Regions from separate parts of the Mus musculus genome. Here region 1 is linked to region 2. The links are chromatin contacts, found by Hi-C in ENCODE. All regions are on one chromosome and are shown on one strand. Each heading gives the region's core, a stretch centred on a gene start or an enhancer-like site at or near the end of the contact. The rest is flanking DNA. Distances are from core to core; before and after follow the strand shown.

Region 1 (4,144 bases), core at 1,008-3,507, 140 kb after region 2:
CCCAAGACACAGAGTAGCCTTTCTGGAAACAGAAGCTCATATAATCTTCACAGGACAACAGATCATAAGCACTTGCTGCAAGACAATTTAGCTATAGCACTTTGAATCATTATAATAGTCATCCCCTTTAGCAGATGACCTCCAAAATGTTATCAGACACAATTTCTCACTGTGATGTCTGTATGCAATCTGAAAACTGGACAGTCTAGGTTGAACTAAAACTATGTTTAGGGTCATCTGGGATAGCTCAATGTGTCTGTTATCTCTCTCAACCCAAAGGATAAGTGCATAAACATTGGACATGTTGCTCTCATGGCAAGAGGTAGACAATTAAGAGAGTAAGAAACCATAGGAAAGCCACGGCACACATTGTCTCCTCTAACAATCCAATATCAAAACCACCGTTCACATGACCAAACTGCAAAAGGGTAGATGAGTACAGTTCTGAAGTAGAAACCTCCAGTTTCTTTGGAAAGTTAGTTATGGCAAATGATGTTTTGCTGGGCACACAGGTGAAAGAATGTCTTGCAAAAGCAGACACAGGAAAGAATGTTTTCCTGAAGCTGGCACAGGTGAAAGGATGTTTTGATATAGCAAATGTGTGACAGGACCAGGGATGAAGAAATATAAATATGACCCCACAGACAGTGGTTTGCTCTTCCTCGATATTCTTATCTAAAAATATGTATGTATTGGTTCACCTTACATTGCACTTTTGGACTCAACTGGTGGTAATGCCGCCATTGAGAGAAACTTACCCAAGAACTGAAGCTTGCCACAGACTCATCTCAGGGTGGTTGGTGAACCTGGTGGTTTCCTCAGGATTGAACTAATGCTGCTGGTCTGTGCCTGATGTCTGCCTACCAAAATGACTGGACTGAAACTGCTGGCTAGTACCTGGTGTCTGCCCGACTAGAGGACTACTCTGCAGCTGCCGAGTCATATTTGATGTTTGCTACAGGACTGAATTGCTGCCAAAGAAGATTAAGCTTACCCCAAAAGAATTATGGCTGAACAGGTCCAGTTTCCCCATATCCTAATAACTCTTTTCTTCTACTACCTCTGCTGGGTGGTGGGATAGAGGAGAGGTTGAACCCTTATTAAAAGTAGGTTGCAGGAAATTTATGCCTATACAGTTTATCCACAAAGTGTTTGTGTGTGTGTGTGGGGGGGGGTATTATCCTAATATAATAGCAGATTTGCTTCAGTCATTTTCAGGGTTATATGAAAAGGACAGAGCACAGTATAACTCACCTCTGGTCATTATCTTCTGTAGATTGCTCTAGACATTTTGTTTTAGTTGTATTTGGAGTTTGCTGATAATGAAGACACCACTTACTTCAGTCACAAATCATGGAACAATCACTCTGGTACTGACCTGGGAGTTTGGGCCACATAAGGTAGCTCTCACACTATTGGAAACTGCTGTGTATACTCCCAGAGGAGAAAAATAAGAATCAGCATCACCTGACTATGAACCTTAAGCACTACAATAATGACCATCCTGGTAGGACATGTCCCTTTGACATTGTTTTCTTCATATAAGAACTGTATGTATCATGGTTATTAGTAAACATCACAAATCTTACTTGTGATATATTTCATTTTTAAATTACTGAATATATACACTTGGGCAATAGAATCTGCTTATAAAAATGCAACTTATATGTTATTTAGAAACAATATGCCTTGACAAAACAAACCACTCTAATTATGTGAAAAACAGAAGCCAACATATAAGGCAATTTTATAACTTTCTCCCTAATGGTCTCTGCTATGAGGGAAATAAATTAGAATTAATTTAAAGATAGGATTTAATATTGATGTCAATAGTACATATTTTATATTATATTTGTATGCATGTATATATCTCTGTACAGTACAGATATTTCAATGGATGTATATATAGGCAGATTTATTTACCCACAGAAATGCAAGGGGGCATGCAGTATGTAACACACTCAAGGTCCATTAATTTACTGTGGTACAGTAAGATTTCTAGATTTTGATGAGTCATGTACTTTGTATTTGGGGGTTATAAAAATTTGAACTAAACACTGATGGAGGAGCTGTAGTGCTGTTACAGATACTGAGGAAAGAGTGTTGCAGACAGAAATACTGGAGATTCAGAAAGACCTGCAAGAAAAGGATTTGCACAGGTTTCTATACAGTGAAAGGGGGTCAGAGGGACCGAGAAAGCTGTAAGAGATGAACTGAAAGGTTTAACTGGGATCCATGCCACTGACTGATGAGTAAGCTGGCTTTATAAAAGTGACTCTTGCTTAGGATTGGCAGATGTCATTTCTTCTTCTCTCCAAATATACCTTAATGGCATATGACCATCTTGCCTTAAACACACTTACTTAAAATCTGGCTAATGAATCTGTATATATGGTACTGTTTGTGAAAGATACTAAAAAATCATCATCATCATCAACAACAACAAAGCCTAAAAGAGTTGTCTTCCTACTTTATCAAAGAGAGTAGATATGGATGTGTCCTTCTACTCTGCTAGTCTGTTAAATGATAACTAATGAACAACAGAATATTTCTTTGCACATATCAGCCCTAGAAGTAAGAGGATTTCCCTAGAGGGAGGATTTAGGTGCAGCATGTAGAAGAGAGTGTTCTCTTGGGCATATGGTATGTGGGTGTGTCCCTGGCAGAGTACAGTGTTGGAAAAGAAGTGAAGTTTCATGTGACAAACATTATGTTTTCCTTGTACAGGGAGGAAAGTTATGAGTGACTGTGTTTAAGTTATAGCATAAAAGATAGGATATTTGTTATTGAAGGCAAGGTATAATATCAGAAAACTTTCCCTTCTTTGTATTTTGCTTTTTTTAAAAAATATGTTTTAAAATTTAATCTTTTTACATTCCAGACTTTATCTGCTATCCTGGTCCACTTGCTGACTCTTCCACATCCCATAACCCCCAACCCCATCTCTATGAGGATGTCTCCACCCCGACCTGCACCCCAACAGACCTACCCACTCCCTGGGGACTCCAGTCTCTTGAGGGTTAGGTGCATCTTTTCTGACTGAGTCCAGACCTGGCAGTCCTCTGCTGTATACTTGTTGGGGGTCTCATATCAGCTGGTGTGTGCTACCTGGTTGGCTCAGTGTCTGAGAGACCTCAGGGGTCCAGATTAGTTGAGACAGCTGGTCTTTTCATAGGGTCACCCTCCTCCTTAGCTTCTTCCAACTTTTCCCTAAGTCAGCCACAGGGCTCAGCAGCTCTGTCCATTGGTTGGGTGTAAATATTTGTCTCTTTCAGCTGCTTGTTGGATCTTTTGGAGGGCAGTCATGATAGAGCCCTTTTTGTGAGCACTCCATAGCCTCAGTAATAATGTTAGGCCTTGGGACCTCCCCTTGAGCTGAATTCCAATTTGGACATGTCGCTGGACCTCCTTTCCCTCAGGCTTTTCTCCATTTTTGTCCCTGCAGTTCTTTCAGACAGAAACAATTCTGAATCAGAGTGTTTGACTGTGTGATGGCAACCCCGACCCTCCGCTTGATGCTCTGTCTTTCTACTGGAGGTGGACTCTACAAGTTCTCTCTCCCCACTGTAGGGCATTTCATCTAAGGTCCCTCCCTTTGAGTCCTGAGAGTCTCTCACCTCCCAGGTCTCTGGTACATTCTAGGGGCTCCCCCTACCTCCTACCTCCTGAGGTTGCCTGTTTTCATTCTTTCTCCTGGCCCTCAGAGCTTTAGTCCTGTTCCTCCTGCCCAATACTGATCATGTTTCCCTCTTTCCCTTCCTCTTCCCTTTCCCACCTAGACTGTCCCTCCCCCCTTTCTGTAATTTCTTTCTTCTCCTCCCAAGTGGAATTGAGGTGTCCTCTTTAGCTTGTTAACCTTCTTGATTTCTGTGGATTGTATCCTGGTACATTTTGCTTTAAGTTGCAATATAATGAAAAATGTTGTGAATATCCCATCAGCATTTGTCTCTCCTCTGTTAGCAACTCCATGTCACTTAAAAACATTTGACCAAGCTCATTTCTCATGTATCTTACATGATGTAGTAGTTAGCACTGTCTTCTTGATTTAATACTGTAATTCATTGATCCAAAGATAAGGTTTAATGAAGCTGCGTAGCTTGGTAAGGTTTGCATAGGCTAGGGGCAGAATTATATTTGAATTAAA
Region 2 (4,047 bases), core at 835-3,334:
ATTAGATGGAAATTGAGTCAGGATTGAGCCACACTCCTGACGATCTGAAAAGATAGCTTTAAAGTAAACAATTCGTTATGAAAAACACCTTTTAAAAAGATTTTTTTAATTTTTAATTTTTATTTTTTGGAATTGGGGGACTACTTAGTTCACCATTTCAGTTTGTAGGAATGGGGGTAGAAACTGAAGATGGGACTTAGGGCCTCATGTATGCAAGGCTGGATGGAGCTTTATAAATGAGCTGTATCCTTAGCCCTGAACACTTCAATTCAAAGAAGCATTTCTCCAGACAGTAAACAGCAAACCTCTAGCTCAACTTTTAAAACGTTGTTGAACTTTTACCTACATCGACAACAATGGTTAATTTTAAGGCTTTTAAAATCTTCCCTCCCATAGCTCTATACTTGCTTTTCCAGACATGAGGCTGAAATAGAGAGACTCAGTGTTCATCTGTTCCCATTTGAGCCAGAGAGCTAGAGCCTCACTTAGGCTCCAGGCATTGTATAGAAACCTCAAAGTCCTTTGCTAGATTTACAGAGGTGGGTGATGGATGGGACGCTGGGGAGACTAGTTCTATCACACAACACGAACACTTGCAGATATAGATGGAAGGCTCTGATCCTTTGAAAGGCAATATGTAACCTGCTGTACCCCCAGCCTTATCCCAGCTCTCCCTCTATCTTGGCTACTGTCTGTGAGCCTTAGCCTGTGAGTATTGGGTCTTCCTATGTTCCTATGCAACCCAAGAATTCTAGCTCAACTTGTTTATTTCAGTGCTTGACAGTGTCAGCTGAAAACTACCTTAGTTTTTTGGGGTTGGTTGGGGTGGGGTGAGTTGGGGTGGGGAGATAAGAAGTAAGAGCCTAAAAGATTAGCCCTGAGCCTCGGTGGAGTTGAAAGGTGGGCCTGTGGGATCTCAGCATGGCAGCCCAGGCTGCAGCATTCAACAGTACTAGGAGCTCTAGGTGTGAACTGCGAATGCTCAGTTTCCTGCTGGGCAGAGAGCACAAAGGGCTCAAAGCTACCTGCTCAGTTGGGCACCTGAGAGATAGACTCGGTTCAACCCGGATATTTTTTAGGGAGAAGAACAAAAGTCATAGAGTACTGAATTCTCCAGCTGGGTCCGGAGTAGAGCAGAACAGGAGGAAAGAGAGAGGAAACACAAGACCAAACAACAAAACATTGTAACCACGTCTTTCAGGTGGCTGGACTTACCGGTCTGGGGAAGGGACTCAGACACTAGGTGGAACTAGCGCTTCAGAGATGCTAAAGGACCAAAGAGGTCTCCTCTGCCCAGGATTACAGGTGGGCTCAGGTTAGTGCCAGTGAGAGATCTAAGAGATCTCCCCCTCCCCAAGCCTACAAGACCTTGTAGCTCACTCCAAAGCCCCAAACACTAACCCAGGTTAAGGTCAACAGAACTGGAGGTAAATCAGCTTTGGTCTTGATCCCTCAGGTCTCTGTTCTCCACCTTGGAACGCATTCCAAGTCAAGGCGCAAAACTGCTCCAGGTAATATAACACTAAAAGCCCGATTCCCCAGATACCTCGCCTGGCAGAGGAGACCTCACCACCACTACCCGCCCCCAGCCCCCCCTCCCCCAGCCTTAGAGGCAGGCACCTGGCTCCAGCACACAGGCCCCACCCAGCCGGGCGCCCAGTGGGGTAGCTAACAGAATTGAAGCCCCCACCCCTCACCCCCACCTCTCAAGGGCCGATCCCAAGGATCAGTCGTGCAGGAACTTGACTTCTCCGTGGGAATCTCTAAGGAGAGCAAAGGGTGGAAAGCAACTTTGCCTATGATCTCTAGTGCCCAGCGGAGTTTGAGAGACATCACATTAGGCATATGGAGAAGCGAGTCTTACCTTTGCACAGAAAGCCGGGAGTTGACATCCATGGTTGACCGCAGGCAGAGAAAAGCTGACAGCGCAGGCGAAGGCTAAGAAGCCTGAGCGCCCTGCGCGAGGACAGAGACGTGCAGGCTGGAGCAGCAGTGACTGAGACCCGCAGCGGAGATTGATGCTCGCTCCTCCCTGGCCACCAAGCGCTGCAGAGATGTCCTGGTGGCGCCTCCTGTGGTCTGCTCAGATCTTGAAAACTGCTGGCTGGACTTGACCCTTCAGCCTAATTCCCGCCTCCCTCCCAGGTCTCGGGGGACTGACTGCCTTCTGTGCCTTTCGCTGTTGCTCCCTGCTCACTCCCCTCCCCTTAGTCCAGTCCCGCCCCTTGCTTTCTCTGGTGAACACCAAGTCTCAGCCCTGAAGTTGTTCATCCACTTGGCTGCATTTACAGGCTCACTTCTGGCAGTTCTGGCTTCCCGCTGCCCCTACTGGTGGCACACACATCCCCTTGAAGACCCTCTATTTGTCCTCTACAACAAAACAGGAGGTGCAGGCGTGGTCACTTGTGTCAATGTATCCAGCTCCTTTGCTTTCTTCTAAGCCTCTGTCCTGTTTTAACTCTCTCCTGTCTCCATGTAACTCATTTTCCTTAAATGGGACACCATCATCTCTCACCTGTTTGACCCTATGAGGAGATAAAAGTTTCAAAAACTCGCGACAGTGGCCATCCTTCTGAGGCAGCTTTCAGAACCGAAGGCAAGATTTACTGATGCTCTATTGTCTGCTCAGCATCTCTTTGAGCAGAAACAGACTTTTTTTTTAAAGAAAGAAATCAAGACACTGATGATAGCAACTCTCTGTTAAAAAGAGGGCATGGAACCTTGTGCCCTTTCTTTTTGAATTGAAAAGCAAACTAAAAATGAATACCCTGAGACTTCCAGGAATGGGAAGATGAGATAAATAAAATTTCCCCTTTTGCTTCTTGCAAGTCTAACTAGGACTCTCCATATTATGAATTGTATATAGAAAAATTCTGGCAGAAGCAAGGAGAACAACTAGGGGCCTGACCATGCAAAGAATGTAGTGGGGGTCTCTAGCCAAATGACAGAAACAGCCTAGACAGGCAGAAAATGCACAGATACCTGCTTCATGATGGCTGAATGTTAGAGGAGAAAATCCCACTCTAAACTGTAACACCAAAGGCTATGGGGGAAGTTCATATTCCAGTGTCCTGAGCTGGAAGGATGCAAGTCACTCGTAGGGTCAATTGTGCAAGAAAGACTAAGCATGGATCAGGACTTTCATCCCTTCCAGGAAGAAGCAATTGACATCTCCACAAATTGGCACCAATAGAGGGTTCTCCTAACCAGCCACAATACCACCCAGATAGATGTTATGAGAGCAAAGAAGGTGGGGAGATTTTGAGCTCTGTATAGCCCTTAGAGAACCTTGGTGGCAATTTAGAGGAGGCCTAAAGCTCAGAAGTAATGAGGTCATGTAGCAGCCTTGGTGCACATCTTTGGAGACATAGCCACAGAGCTATCAGTTAGACCAGAAAGGAACTACCTAGCAAGGCTGAGGTGTGGACCACTATCCCTTCAGAAGTAATCTGGGAGCCTAATAAGCTAATGTACTGGCAGTAATAGAGCAGCATTGTCCTGCCTGCTTTGACCTGCAAGAAGCTAGCTAAAGCAATTAAGTAAGACTCAGGCTTCAGACATATTATCCTAAGTCATCAGGTTTGTGAGGACATTATGTATCAGGCTAATAACTAATAAAAACACACAAAGCAATTAGTAGGAACCCTGAACTGACATGACAGAGATGTTAAAACAATCCTTCACATTTTTATAAACAGGTATTATAAAAGTAGAGTTGGTCTCTTGTATCAGCAATTTCCACATCTGTGAGGACATCTAATGTTTGGTAAAATGATTTGAAAAGGCAGGTCAGGTTTGCCTGAGTATCCTCAGATTTGGAACAATATCCTGGGGCAGAAAGCCAAACTCAGTATGCAAATTTAAAATAATTGAAATCACATAATGGGGAAAAAAAAAAGAAGAAGCAAAATCAAGAACAGAAGAAACACTGGCTGGCAAGCCATCCTACAGGCTTACATTTTTAGGCTTGCTCAGGCCCCTGTATGAGTGGCAGGCCAGCATGGGCTTCATCATGAGATGCAGAACAAGATCTCATTTCAAAGCAAA

Evidence for each region. Hi-C counts contacts between places; a loop is a spot of excess contacts on that map.
Region 1: a map of left cerebral cortex shows a loop between it and region 2 (4-fold over the local background). The contact joins the enhancer-like site here to the promoter of Sphkap in region 2. A Hi-C loop is called at or near these places in 3 of 37 maps with a recorded cell type or tissue (all left cerebral cortex).

Annotation. Positions count from the first base shown.
Region 1 is chr1:83,549,180-83,553,323 of GRCm38, forward strand. No RefSeq gene overlaps it. Among named protein-coding and RNA genes, the nearest start is that of Sphkap, 140 kb to the left of the region's middle. Within about 2 kb of position 2,258, at least 1 of the 3 ENCODE cell types and tissues checked has a DNase peak (open chromatin) inside an H3K27ac peak, as active enhancers do; it is left cerebral cortex, where a contact is called at or near this core.
Region 2 is chr1:83,406,116-83,410,162 of GRCm38, forward strand. Sphkap (SPHK1 interactor, AKAP domain containing) reads right to left here and starts at 2,085. Exons shown (of 12, transcript NM_001356547.1): 1 at 1,865-2,085. The coding sequence starts at 1,892.